2 separate regions of the Homo sapiens genome follow, and region 1 is linked to region 2. A link is an interaction called in ENCODE POLR2A ChIA-PET data of the cell type or tissue named here. Cell type or tissue: OCI-LY7. All regions are shown on one strand. Each heading gives the region's core, and the rest is flanking DNA. Links, peaks and the distances in the headings are about the cores only.

Region 1 (8,840 bases), core at 2,868-6,867, 190 kb before region 2:
GCTCTTGGATGGCATTTCTGGACCTGTCCTGGGCCAGAGGAGAACCACTGCTCGGAAAAGTGAGTCCCATGTCTGGCAGCATTCACAACAAGCTGACTGAAGAACCCTTGGACCTTGAATGAACATCGATGGTTTCCAGGCAGTACTCACCATGGGCTTGGGGCAGGGGTGGCCACAGAAAGAGATACCTCTGCTTGTGAAAAGGGAAAAGAAGGTTGCAACCGACTTTTTCCTGTGGCTTCGGTGCCAACTCAGCCTCAGTAGAATAGAGCACCAGGTAGATTTCTAAAGTTTCTGACTCCAGACCCTGGCTGCTGTACAGCATCTATGGACCTGCCTGGAACCAGGAGGAACTTGTCACCCTAAAGGGAAGAACACAAGCCTGGCTGGCTTCACTGCCTGCTGATTGTAGAGCCCTAGGGCTTTAAGCAAATGTGAGCAGTAGCCAGTCAGTAGTTGCTATGGACCTTGGATGAGATCCAGTACTTTGCTGACTTCTGGCCTGCCCAGTGCAGTTTCAGTGGCGATGGCCACAGGGGTGCTTGGTGAGCCATCCCCCAGCTCCAGGCAGCTCAGCACACAGAGGGAACTGATGTTTGGTGGGAGAAAGTAAGGGAAGAGAACAAGAGTCTCTGCCTGGTATTCCAGGTAATTCTCCCAGATCTTAGCCAAGACAACCAAGGCAGTACTTCAACAAGTCTTCAAGAGCCACAGTGTTTCTGGGTTTGGGATGCCCCCTAATGCAGATATGGCTGCAGAGACCAAAAACTTAGATCACAACACTCGAGTCCCTTCTAATACCTAGAAAGTCTTCCCAAAAAAGATGGGTACAAACGAGCCCAGATTGCAAAGACAAAAATAAATACCTAACCCTTCAATGCCCAGACATTGACAAACACCCACAAATATCAAGACTATCCAGGAAAACATGACCTCACCAAATGAACTAAATAAGGCACCATTGACCAATCCTGGAGAGACAAGGATATGTGACCTTTCAGACAGATAATTTAAAATAGTTGTTTTGAGGAAATTCAATGAATCTTAAGATAACAGACAAAGAATTCAGAATCTTACCAGAGAAATTTAACAAAGAAATTGAACTAATTAAAAAGAATCAGGCAGAAATTCTGAAGTTGAAAAATGCAACTGACATACTGAATAACACATCAGAATTGCTTAACAGCAGAATTGGCCAAGAAAAAGAAAGAATTAGTGAGCTTGAAGGTAGGCTATTTGAAAATGCACAGTCAGAAGTGACAAAAAGAAAAAGGAATAAAAAAGAATGAAGGCTGCCTACAAGATGTAGAAAATAGCCTCAAAAGGGCAAATCTAACAGTTATTGGCCATAAAGAGGAAGTGGAGAGATAGATTGGGGTAGAAAGTTTATTCGAAAGGATAATAACAGAGAACTTCCCAAACCTAGAGAAATATATCAATATTCAAATACAAGGTTTATAGAACATCAAACATATTTAACCTAAATAAGACTGTACCTCAAGACATTTAATAATCAAACTCCCAAACGTCAAGGATAAAGAAAGTATCCCAACAGTAGCAATAGAAAAGAAACAAATAACATACAATGGAGTGCCAACAAAATAAAATCAAAAGGAAATAAAGACTTAAATCTAAGACCTTAAACTAAGACCTCAAACTAAGAGTAAATCTAAGACCTCCACAATATTTAAATTTTAGAAAACATTGAGGAATCTCTCCAGGATACTGGTCTGGGCAAAGGTTTCTTGAGTAATACTCCACAAGAATAGGTTATCAAAGCCAGAATTCACAAATGGGATCACATCAAGTTAAAAAGCTTTTGCACTGCGAAGGAAACGATCAACTAAGTGAAGAAACAACCCACAGAATGGGAGAAAATATTTACAGTCTATCCATCTGACAAGGAATTCTTTTACTTACTATTACACTTTAAGTTCTGGGGTACATGTGCAGAATGTGCAGTTTTGTTACATAGGTATACACGTGCCATGGTGGTTTGCTACACCCATCAACCCGTTACCTACATTAGGTTTTTCTCCTAATGCTATTCCTCCCCTGGCCCCCCACCTCCTGACAGGCCCCAGTGTGTGATGTTCCCCTCCTGTGTCCATGTGTTCTCATTGTTCAACTCCCATTTATGAATGAGAACATGCGGTGTTTGGTTTTCTGTTCTTGTGATAGTTTGCTGAGAATGATGGTTTCCAGCTTTATCCATGTCCCTGCAAAGGACAAGAACTCATCCTTTCTTATGGCTGTGTAGTATTCCATGGTGTATATGTGCCACATTTTCTTCCAGTCTATTATTGGTGGACATTTGTGTTGGTTTTAAGTCTTTGCTATTGTGAATAGTGCCGCAATAAACATACGTGTGCAGTGTGCATGTGTCTTCATACTAGAATGATTCATAATCCTTTGGGTATATACCCAGTAATGGGATTGCTGTGTCAAGTGGTATTTCTACCTCTAGATAATTGAGGAATCACCACACTGTCTTCCACAATGGTTGAACTAATTTACACTCCCACCAACAGTGTAAAAGTGTTCCTATTTCTCCACATCCTCTCCAGGAAAAAAGTCATTGTTTCCTGACTTTTTAATGATCGGCATTCTAACTGGTGTGAGATGGTATATCACTGTGGTTTTGATTTGCATTTCTCTAATGACAAGTGATGATGAGCATTTGTTCATGTGTCTGTTGGCTGCATAAATGTCTTCTTTTGAGAAGTGTCTGTTCATAACCTTTGCCCACTTTTTGATGGGGTTGTTTTTTTCTTGTAAATTTGTTTAAGTTCTTTGTAGACTCTGGATATTAGCCCTTTGTCAGATGGATAGATTGCAAAAATTTTCTCCCATTCTGTAGGTTGTCTGTTCACTCTGATGGTAGTTTCTTTTGCTGTGCAGAAGCTCTTTAGTTTAATTAGATCCCATTTGTCAATTTTGGCTTTTGTTGCCATTGCTTTTGGTGTTTTAGACATGAAGTCTTCGCCCATGCCTATGTCCTGAATGGTACTGCCTAGGTTTTTCTTCTAGGATTTTTATGGTTTTAGGTCTTAGGTTTAAGTCTTTAATCCATCTTAAGTTGATTTTTTGTATAAGGTGTAAGGAAGGGGTCCAGTTTCAGTTTTCTGCATATGGCTAGCCAGTTTTCCTAACACTATTTATTAAATAGGGAATGTTTTCCCCATTGCCTGCTTGTGTCAGGTTTGTCAAAGATCAGATGGTTGTAGATGTGTGGTGTTATTTCTGAGGCCTCTATTCTGTTCCATTGGTCTGTATCTCTGTTTTGTTACCAGTACCATGCTGTTTTGGTTACTGTAGCCTTGTAGTATAGTTTGAAGTCAGGTAGTGTGATGCCACCAGCTTTGTTCTTTTTGCTTAGGATTGTCTTGACTATGTGGGCTCTTTTTTGGTTACATACAAAGTTTAAAGTAGTTTTTTCCAATTCTGTGAAGAAAGTCAATGGTAGCTTGATGGGGATAGCATTGAATCTATAAATTACTTTGGGCAGTATGGCCATTTTCACAATATTGATTCTTCCTATCCATGAACATGGGTTGTTTTTCTATTTGTTTGTATCCTATCTTATTTCCTTGAGCAGTGGTTTGTAGTTCTCCTTGAAGAGTTCCTTCACATCCCTTGTAAGTTGTATTCCTAGGTATTTTATTCTCTTAGTAGCAATTGTGAATGGGAGTTCACTCATGATTTGGCTCTCTGTTTGTCTGTTATTGGTGTATAGGAATGCTTGTGATTTTTGCACACTGATTTTATATCCTGAGACTTTGCTGAAGTTGGTTATCAGCTTAAGGAGATGTTGGGCTGAGATGATGGGGTTTTCTAAAGATACAATCATGTCATCTGCAAACAGAGACAATTTGCCTTCCTCTCTCCCTATTTGAATACCCTTCATTTCTTCCTTTTGCCTGATTGTCCTGGACAGAACTTCCAATACTATATTGAACAGGAGTGGTGAGAGAGGGCATTCTTGTCTTGTGCTGGTTTATAAAGGGAATGCTTCCGGTTTTTGCCCATTCAGTATGATATTGACTGTGGGTTTGTCATAAATAGCTCTTATTATTTTGAGATATGTTCCATTGATACCTAGTTTATTGAGAGTTTTTAGCATGAAGGGTTGTTGAATTTTGTTGAAAGGTTTTCTGCCTCTCTTGAGATAATTATGTGGTTTTTGTCATTGGTTTTGTTTATATAATGTTTACGTTTATTGGTTTGTGTTTGTTGAAGCAGCCTTGCATGCCAGGGATGAAGCTGACTTGATCGTGGTGGATAAGCTTTTTGATGTGCTGCTGGGATTCAATTTGCCTGTATTTTATTAAGGATTTTTGCATCAGTGTTCTTCAGGGATATTGGCCTGAAATTTTCTTTTTTTGTTGTGTCCTGCCAGGTTTTGGTATTAGGATGATGCTGGCCTCATGAAATGAGTTAGGGAGGATTCCCTCCTTTTCTTTTGATTGGAATAGTTTCAGAAGGAATGGTACCAGCTCCTCTTTGTACCTCTGGTAGAATTTGGCTGTGAATCCATCTGGTCCTGGATTTTTTTGGTTGGTAAGCTATTAATTGCTGCCAATTCAGAACTTGTTATTGGTCTATTCAGGGATTTGACTTCTTTCTAGTTTAGTCTTGGGAGGGTGTATATGTCCAGGAATTTATCCATTTATTGTAGATTTAGGTGTTTATAGTATTCTCTGATGGTAGTTTGTATTTCTGCGAGATCGGTGGTGATAACCCCTTTAGCATTTTTTGTTGCATCTATTTGATTCTTCTCTCTTTTCTTCTTTATTAGTCTGGCTAGAGGTCTATTTTGTTGATCTTTTCAAAAAGCCAGTTCCTGGATTCATTGATTTTTTTTGAAGGGTTTTAAGTGTCTTTGTCTCCTTTAGTTCTGCTCTGTTCTTATTTATTTCTTGTCTTCTGCTGGCTTTTGAATTTGTTTGCCGTTGCTTCTCTAGTTCTTTTAATTGTGATGTTAGGGTGTCAATTTCAGATCTTCCCTGCTTTCTCTTGTGGGCATTCAGTGCTATAAATTTCCATCTACACACCTGCTTTAAATGTGTCCCAGAGATTCTGGTATGTTGTGTCTTTGTTCTCATTAGTTTCAAAGAACATCTTTATTTCTGCCTTCATTTCATTATTTACCCAGTGGTCATTCAGGAGCAGGTTGTTCAGTTTCCATGTAGTTGTGCAGTTTTGAGTGAGTTTCTTAATCCTGAGTTCTAGTTTGATTACACTGTGGTCTGAGAGACTGTTTGTTATAATTTCTGTGTTTTTTTTTGTTTTTTTTTTTATTTTTATTTTTTTTTGCATTTTCTGAGGAGTGTTTTACCTTCAATTATGTGGTCAATTTTAGAATAAGTGTGATTTGGTGCTGAGAAGAATGTATATTCTGTTCATTTGGGGTGGAGAATTCTGTAGATGTCTATTAGGTCTGCTTGGTCCAGAACTGAGTTCACGTCCTGAATATCCTTGTTAATTTTCTGTCTGATTGATCTGTCTAATATTGACAATGGGGTGTTAAAGTCTCCCACTATTATTGTATGGGAGTCTAAGTCTCTTTGTAGGTTTCTAAGAACTTGCTTTATGAATCTGGGTGCTCCTGTGTTGGGTGCATATTTATTTAGGATAGTTAGCTCTTCTTGTTGCATTGATCCCTTTACCATTATGTAATGCCCTTCTTTGTCTCTTTTGATCTTTGTTAGTTTAAAGTTTGTTTTTTCAGAGATTAGGATTGCAACTCTTGCTTTTTTTTGCTTTCCATTTGCTTGGTAAATATTCCTCCATCCTGACAAGGGATTCTTACCTGGAATATACAAGGAGCTCAAACAAGTCTACAGGAAAAAAATCAAATAATCTTATTAAATAATGGGCAAAAAATCATAATAAACACATCTCAAAAGAAAACATTCAAACAGAAAACAGGCATATGGAAAAGAGCTCAACATTACTGATCATCAGAGAAATGAAAATCAAAAGTACAATGAGATATCATTTCATCCCAGTAAAAATGGCTTTTATCAAAAGGATAAGCAATAATGAATAATGGGGCTGACGTGGAGAAAAGGGAACCCTCATACATTGTTGGTGGAATGTAAATTAGTACAACCACTATGGAGAACTGTATGGAGTTTCTTCAAAAATCTGAAGATAGAACTATTACATGTTCTAGCAATTCCACTACTGGATATTTATCCAAAGGAAATAAATCAGTATGTGGAAGAGATATCTGCACTCCCATGTTTATTGCAGCACCATTCGCACTAGCCAAGATTTGGAAGCAACCTACATGTTCATTGACAGAAACGTGGATAAAGTGGATAAAGAAAATGTGGTACATATACACAAGGGAGTACTTATTCAGCCATAAAAAGAATGAGATCCTGTCATTTGCAACAACATGGTTGGAACTGGAGGACATTATGTTAAGTGAAATAAGCTAGGCACAGAAAGACAAATTTTGCATGTTCTCAGTCATTTATGGGAGTAAATTTTAAAATAATTGAACTCATGCATATAGAGAGTAGAAAGAAGGTGATCAGAGGCTGGGAAGGGTAGTGGTTGGGGGTGGGAAGTGGGGGTGATTAACAGGTACAAAAATATAGTTAAATAGGATGAATAAACTTTAGTATTTGATAACACAACAGGGTGACTACAGTCAACAGTAAACCAACGTGCATTTTAAAATATAGAGCATAATTGGAATGTTTGTAACAAAGAGAAAGGATAAATGCTTGAGATGATGGATACTCCATTTACCCTGATGTGATTATTATGCATTGTATTCCTGTATCAAAATATGTCAGTTACCCCTTAAATATGTATGACTACTATGTATGCACAGAAATTTTTTACAAAATTAAATTTTAAAAAAGAACTCAAGCCAAGTAAACAGATTCAAGGAAACTTTAGTGAATTATTAGCTCTATGTAAGAGGACAATAGTCTAGTCTCTAAAATACCTTGTGAATTGAATGTAGAACAGAGAGTGGGTATTTTGAAAATAAGATATCATTAGGTCACTTTTTTGATAACTTTTATTTTAACTTTGGGGGTACATGTACAGGTTTGTTACATAGGTAAACTTGTGTCATGTGGGGTTGTTGTCCAGATTATTTAATCACTCAGGTATTAAGCCTAGTTCCCATTAGTTATTTTTCTTGATTCTTTTCCTTCTCCCACCCTCCACTCTCGGATAGGCTCCAGTGTGTGTTGTTCCCCTCTATGTGCCTATGTATTCTTATCATTTAGCTCCCACCTATAAGTGAGAACATGCAGTATTTGGCTTTCTGTTCTGACATTAGTTTGCTAAGAATAATGGCCTCCAGCTCCATTCATGTCCCTGCAAAAGACATGATCTTATTCTTTTTTATGGCAGCATAGTATTCCATACTACAGTATAACCTGTATGGAAGGACCATGAACCTAAAAATAATCATTTTATAAGTATAATCTGTAAGTTCACTCGCTAACTGTTCTTATCTCTGCACATTCAGGGCTGAAGTTAGAGTGATCATGAAAGATTTAAAGTTGTGATCTGGCGATTGCTTGAGTACTGGTCCTCGCTATCCCTGTTTCATGTAGTGTAACCTGGGTGAGTTGATTAACCTTTTTGTGCCTTGATTCCCTAATCTACAAAATAAGAATATCAATGATTTCTACTTCAAAGATCGTGGTGAAGATTAAATTAGATATCAATTAAAGTGTTTACACAGTGCCTGTCATATGGCAAGAGCTCAGTAAATATTAGCCAAAATAAATACCATAAATTCTGGTTAATGAATGTTATTAGAAGAAGAATCAACTATGAAAAAAACATACTTAGGGTTTAGAGTTAAAACCAAATAAAGTTTACTGGAGGTCTATGAATGCTTTTAATAATACTCATGCTTGTTTCTATAGGGCCTATGGGTAAGTGCCTGATATAAATGACACAGTCATGTTGATATGACCAAATTAAATACCTTTAGCTTTTCTTTTTTGGTCTCTGAAGCTTTTCCAACATCTTAACTCACTATCATGTGTAGTTTTTTTCATAATACAGTTCAATACTTTTTATAAACATACATGCAAATTAAGACAACAGCCTCAATGTGTTCCCAGCAGCCAATTTTCTTTTCCTTTCATTGTATTCATTGCATTTAAGACAGTAACCTGCTGAAATGGGTGCATACAAAGTATATTAGCCAATAACCATCTCTTCTCTGAAGGAGGGAGGTTAAAAGCAAGAAAAACTATTCCAAGGTAGGAATGTTGAGTTTTATTGCCACTACTTTGATTAACTTGGACTCTTGTAGAAAGAGTAGCTCTTGTAGTGAAGCAATTATTCCCCCTGATGGAAGGTGCTCATAAGTACCTCCCTAAGCAAAGTGGCACCTGTCCCGTGGAATGCCCCATACTAAGAAGAATACCAAAAGTGGAATCCAGACAACTGGGCTGTAGTTAAGCTTCTTTGCATGTGATCTCTGTAAGGAAGTGTTTCTCCACCTGTAAGATAGCATAAAAATTACTATATATCAGGGTTATCTGTGTCATCTAAAGACATATAAGTAAAATACTTGGTAAATTATAAATAATTATACAAATAGAAGGGATTAAATTATTGCAAATTTTTATTTTTACATAATGTTCACATTCCTTCTTTTTGTGACAAAACCTTGGTGTTGTAAAGCAAACAGGGAGAGCACTTTGGTAGGAGCAAGGTAAAGAGATGCTTGTTTGTCTAAGTGCCTTGCCATGTTTCACTTGGCTTCTGTCCTCCTTAGTGACAGAAACAATTTTTGGATAGGTAGTAAGTGGGTACCCTAAGGAAGCTGGCTGGGCATATGGCCAGAT
Region 2 (6,278 bases), core at 2,203-6,202:
AGGCCAACATGGACTCTAGTTTCCATCCTCCTGAGAAGACATTCCATTATGAAATCTAAGTAACTTTGACAGCAAACCCTTCAGTCTTATCATTTTCATTAGATAATCTACCACCAACACAATGATCCAAAAATGCATTATATTCTTGCACTGGAGTTCTTCACTTTTTGCTTCACCCCAAAACTGCCGCTCCTAACCACATGCTTAGCTGCTAACTTTCACACCAGGCTTATGAGAACAGTATTTTCAGTAAGCTCTCTTTTCAATTCCTTTCACAATGGAGCTGCAGAATCTTTGAGTTGAAAGAAGCCTTAGAGGTGACTAGGATCAATGTATATATATCCCTCTTACCACACACACTCACTGAATATTTTCTAAAAACTACATTAAGAAAAAAAGAAAAGCCTAATTTAGTGCTGAACTGCTGAAATATTTTGAAATTTGTGGTTTCAAAATCTTAACACTGTTAATTGAAACCAATGTTTCTCATGCCTTTTAGTCTCTGGACTCCTTTTTAAACATTCTTAAACATAAACCTAATTTTTAGCATAATTGTGGAATATAAAGAGGTTTTGTCTATGTGGGTTATATATATTTATTGTAAAATAAACTAGATAGAATTTTAAAATATTTAATTATTTATTAAATAATAATAAATCAATATATTAATATAAATAGCACATATTGTATGAAAAACAACCAGATATTATAAAACAAAGATTTAATAGGAATAGTGTCACTTTTTTGCATTTTTACAAATCTTTTAAATGTCTGTCTGAATAATAGATAGCTGGATTCTCATATATGCTTTAATATTCTCTATCTGTTGTAATATTATATACCATATAGTTTCTGGAAACATTAATTTTCTACTAATGAGAGAATGAGAGAGAAGAAGAAAAATAACTTCTTAGTACTGTTAGGTAAATAATAATACTCATAACACTTAATTAATATTATTTTGACCTTGAAGAATCTTTAAAAGGTTCTTGGGGACTATCTTGAGTCTCCAGAAAACACTGAGAACCACTGATACGCCAACAAGATAAAATTCTTATCCTTACCGCAGCATGGAATAGGACCATACTTTCTTCCTTATAATAATACTTCAAGTATTTGAATGTATTTATTGTATTTTCATCTATACTATTATTTTTTAGGACAAAATAGACTTCTTTAAGTTTTCCGTATTTGACACATTATCTTGCTCCCTTCCCCACTACCTACCTCCGGTTAGCCTCCTCTGAATACTCTTGGATTTCAATTTCATTTATAATGTGTGATATTCTGGACTGGACACAGCACTTCAGGGACCTGGTATCTTGAATCAACAAAGACTTGTCTTCCAAACGATGGTGATTAAGAAGCCACCATGTCCAACTGGTCAGCCAGTTTTTATATTGTACAAATCAGCAATCTCAGAGTCAACCTAACCAGATTTAGGCAAGGCACTTCCATGATGTATTGATGTATTGGCTATTTTATTAATAGTAATATCAATAAAAATAATCATTAAGATAACTGATAATATTCAGGACTTCATATGTGCTAGATGCTATGTTTAATGCATACATTTATTCACTCTTCTAATTCTTAACAACTTTATAATGTATATGTATTTCTTATTCTTATTTTATAGATAAAGAATCTGAGGCATGGAAAATGTAGGCAATTTATTTGAGATTACAGAGCTAATAAGAGGCAGAGCCAATGTTTGATCTGAACAACTTGATTCTAGGATCATTTTGGCTGGGAATTTTCTGAGAGCTGTGTGTGTGTGTGTGTGTGTGTGTGTGTGTGTGAGAGTGTGTGTGTATAAACATGAGACCATATTAGTATATACACAAATGTCAATATATATTTTAAACTGGAATGTTTTAATAGAGTGGCTTATATGATAGAAATAAGAGAAATAGAGGAGGATGGAAAGGGACAAAAAAAGGGAAAAGTAATTAGGAATATTGAAAAACCTAAAATGTAGTTCTCTCCATATTCTGGATACTCCTGCCTTTTTCTTCCACTTTCCACACATTGACCAGTATTCCTTTCTCCTTTCCTAAAATAGTTTTACAGATACTATAGATACCCTTAGCTATTTGACAGTTATGTTTCTGTTCTTTTAACATGTCTGCTTCTATAACTGTCACACTTAAATGTTTTCATAGGAATCATGAAAACTATAGTTTTTCCTCCAACGTAAGGATCTCATATCACGCTTTCATTCTGAACTAACCATTCCCTCTCTGCAGTTGATGTAACTGTGCCATGTGACCATTGTACACATGTGGGAGGGAGGAGCTGAATTACGCCTGACCCCTGGCCAGAGCAAGAGCTACTGGCCAAAGGGGAGATTGAGCATCTGTGTTGTACTTCCCACGTCTCTTCACCTAGGAAGTGCAATAGATTTCTGACGAGTCTATGATTACCCACTGATGAATAAAGACAATCTCCCTGCACAATTGCACTGCAGGCAAGACTGAACTTATGACCACCACTTCTGTGTAATTTTGAATTTCTTAGACCTGAACCCTGCTGAGTACACCTGCTTCCCTCTATTCCTTGCTGAAGTTCATTCTTTTCAGTGCGTTAATGGAGCCAAACCAAGCTGGTGGTGGTAACAATTTGAATAATAATAGTCTTTAACTTTTTATCTTTTGAAAAATAGAATTCTCAGGAGCACTTTTAGCTATAAGATTCCTTCATCCAATTAAATAAGCTTTAAGCTTCATGAAAAGTGTAAAAGGGCACAGGTGCATTTGTGGAAATAGAAGGAAGCAATCTTGAGCCTGAATACATTGAGGTACTGGCAAGCTTCTGGAAGTAGTTGAAGAAGACTTCAGTTAGAAGCTTGGTCAAATGGACAAAGCCCTGACCTGGACATTGGAGACCTGTAGCCACCTTCTGAATCCACAGCTGACCTAGTGGCCTTGATATATAATATTGATTGCAGGATAGTTTTGTGATGGTTAAGATTGCAGGCTTTAATAACTAGATTTCTTGGATTTAAATCCCAACTCTGCCACTTACTGCTTTTCTCTGGGAAGAGTGATTAACCGCTTTGTGCCTCAGTTTCCTTATCTTTAAATGAAAATAATTTGAGTGCATACCTCACAGGTACTAAAGAATAAATGATTGGAAAATAAACATTATTGAATATATGTTAGTAATTATTATTTTCATTGTTATGCTATTATTATTTTTATTATTAATGTATGACATCATGTTACCTGCCTAACAACAGAGTATTGAGACAAAAGCAAAATATTTTTTCTATATTAATAATCATAATAAACACCACTAATGTTTCCAAACTATACTTTTTTTTAACCCTACATGCCTTTAGTTCATGGAAAGAAAAGTATGTTAAAGATGCTATGGGGGTGAAGAGAATGATAAATATTATTATTTAAGACAATGTTTGCTATAATTTTTATATATCAAATAAGTTTATATGTTCTCAGAAAATTGGTCTTTGAATAATTGAGGACAGTGTGGGTTTTTATTCTGTTTCTGGAAGGCGGTGCCTGTGGCTGTGAGAAATAAGGAACAGACCATCTTCCCACATTTGAGAGGGAACTATACAAAAATGGGAAAATATTTGTTTTAAATATCTTTTGGATGTGAATTTTGTCATAATTGCAAACTGTTTTGGCAGCAAAACGAATTATTTCGGTAGCAAGAAGAGACTTAACGATGCTATGTGGGAGAAAAACTAAGTCCCTACTATCTTTCTGAGAGCACGTCTCAGAGGACATGATGTGATCCTGTAAGTTTGTAGCAATCTTATTGTGCCCCAGTGCAGACACTCCTTCCTACTTCCCTGTAGAAAACAGAACTGTTTTTTTAAAATTCTTTCTCAACTACCATTTTTAATAGTCATGTTACTTGATGACAAAATCTGATACAGTGGCCTTTAATACTATATAGTGAATGATTTTTGAAAATTTGGAAAACTCTAACCGAAATATACCAGGAACTGCTCTCCTCTTCATCTCAGATGTCTACTTCCTCTTCAGACCTGTGTGTGAAGCTCTAGAATAGGCTGTTTGGGAAGACTACAAAATCTCCTCTCCGAGGTCCCTTATAACCCTGATAGTTGCTAGATTTGAAATCAAGGATTTATTCTCCCCCTGCCCTGAGCCTCTCCCTTATGTCCACATAGGCTCTAGCATTGGAAGAAATATTTTAAGATCTCTTTCTTTTTGACTTTGTGATACTCCCATATTAAAAATGGCTTATGACAGGAAAAGGACAAATATGCTATATTTTTTCCCTTAAGGCTAATGTTCTCGGGACTACCATGAAAAATCCAGGTATCCTAATCTGGAGGGTTACCCTTTGGATCTGAATGGGATTGGAGTCAGTACAAGGGGTGGGGAGTGTTTTTAGAACATCCCGGCAGCATTTTTTTTTTTTTTTTTTTTTTTTTTTGAGACGGAGTCTCGCTCTGTCGCCCAGGCTGGAGTGCAGTGGTGCAATCGCGGCTCACTGCAAGCTCCGCCTCCCGGGTTCACGCCATTCTCCTGCCTCAGCCTCCCGAGTAGGGGGGACTACAGGCGCCCGCCGCCACGCCTGGCTAATTTTTCTTTTTTTTTTTTTGTATTCTTAGTAGAGACGGGGTTTCACCGCCCTGCTGCCTTTTAAAGCAATTTAATACATGAGTTAAATATCATATTTTAAAAATAGATTTTATTTTTTATTATAATTTTGATGAATGCATTTTTGTCAAAGTTGTCAAAGTCAAGAAGTCATTATTGAGACCCTGAGGGTAAGGCAGGAGCCAAGTGAGAACAAGCAGATGTCAAAGATGGTGAAAAACTAGAACAGCCAGGTCCCCCAGGCATATACAGAGAAGTTTTGCAATGGCAGGTCCCCGTGGTTGTCTGACCCAGACTTCCACCTTGAGGTAACTGGGGTAACTATAACGATATTTTCATCCTGATCTCTTCATGCAGTTATATGTTTCCAAGAACAGATAAACTGTGAACTTAATACAAGTGTCTCCTTTCCTTGGATTCTCACCATCTGGGTGGTAAACATGACAGAAACATTCAAGTATGTTCAATGTAGTACATGGTAACAAATGCTTTAGCACAGACTAGGGAGCATGTCTGGCAACATGTTGGCAAATAATTAAATTGGCACATTCAGGATAAAATGAGAACATGGAAAAACAGAATATGATTCTCTTTCCAGCCCTGGAAAGACATCCCAAGTGTACGTATTGTTTATATTATGTTATTAGTATATCTTTACCAGCAAAGGGCAGGTCATCATCATTCAATATGCTCAAATACTCACATTTAAAGACATAGGCACTTTGAGAGGCCAAGGGGGGAGAATCACTTGAGCCTAAGAGTTCAAGACCGGCCTGGGCAACATGGCAAATCCCATCTCTACAAAAAATACAAAAATTAGCTGGGTATAGTGCCTGTGGTCCCAGCTACTTGAGAGGCTGAGGTGAAAAGATTGTTTGAGTCGAGGAAATGGATGCTGCAGTGAGCCATGGTCACACCACTGCACTCCAGCATTCTAGCCTGGGCAACAGAGCAAGACCCTGTCTCAAAAAAAAAAAAAAAAAAAAGAGAGATGTAGGGAGCATTGTGGACATCTATTCATGGAGGGTTAAACAATAGAATTAGACAACCATGTGTATGTGTGGAATCATGTGTTTTTTCCACACATGTAGGAAGGAGAAGGTAGGAACAATGAAAAGATTCTTTTAGTGATCATAGTGGCTCCAAAACAGATGCTTTGGTATATGTAATACCCATTTATCTTATAAAGAAAATAAAGAAATAATAAAAGCATTTGCTAACCATGTTAGATGCTATAGTAAATGTAAAAATAAAGGGTCTGTTAATCTATTAACTGAGCTTAATATATGATGTGATATAACAGCAGCCTTCAAATATGCGGAGGGCTATAACAGAGATCATGATGAACAGACTTTTATTCTGGCTTAGAAAGACTAGACACAGAAATTAAAGGCATAAATTACTCTACAAGCAAAGCAATCTTAACATAACACTCCTTTCAAGGTAGACTATGAATATTTCCACCAATAATATATTTATTAAAATAGATTCCTTTTCATTTGTCTTTTTAAGTTAAACATAATCTTGCTTGAATGAGGATGAGTATAAGATACCTCAGTCATGACCTTGTAGATCACTGCATCAGCCAGCTTTGTATTCAGCTATCAAACAAAATAAAATGTGATCACTAGTGGTTCAAATACATTGGAGTTCTACAACTAAAGATCTAAAGGAATGAAA

Evidence for each region. ChIA-PET counts read pairs that join two places held together with the same protein. Peaks named below come from ENCODE experiments on the same cell type or tissue, not always from the same donor. Only the 100,000 strongest peaks of a DNase experiment are listed, where the experiment ranks them.
Region 1: POLR2A ChIA-PET joins it to region 2 with 5 read pairs; 5 of 35 experiments call an interaction of 5 or more read pairs at or near these places.

Annotation. Positions count from the first base shown.
Region 1 is chr1:198,471,854-198,480,693 of GRCh38, forward strand. The region is part of intron 1 of LOC105371677 (a long non-coding RNA gene); the gene reads right to left. Among named protein-coding and RNA genes, the nearest start is that of ATP6V1G3, 64 kb to the right of the region's middle. In OCI-LY7, for the core only: no CTCF peak of the experiment used is centred there; no DNase peak of the experiment used is centred there.
Region 2 is chr1:198,660,677-198,666,954 of GRCh38, forward strand. The region is part of intron 2 of PTPRC (protein tyrosine phosphatase receptor type C); the gene reads left to right. PTPRC-AS1 (PTPRC antisense RNA 1) reads right to left here. Exons shown (of 3, transcript NR_199042.1): 2 at 1-30. Among named protein-coding and RNA genes, the nearest start is that of PTPRC-AS1, 3.3 kb to the right of the region's middle. In OCI-LY7, for the core only: no CTCF peak of the experiment used is centred there; DNase peaks (open chromatin) are centred at 3,785, 4,025 and 4,854; H3K4me3 peaks cover 2,197 bases; H3K27ac peaks cover 2,708 bases.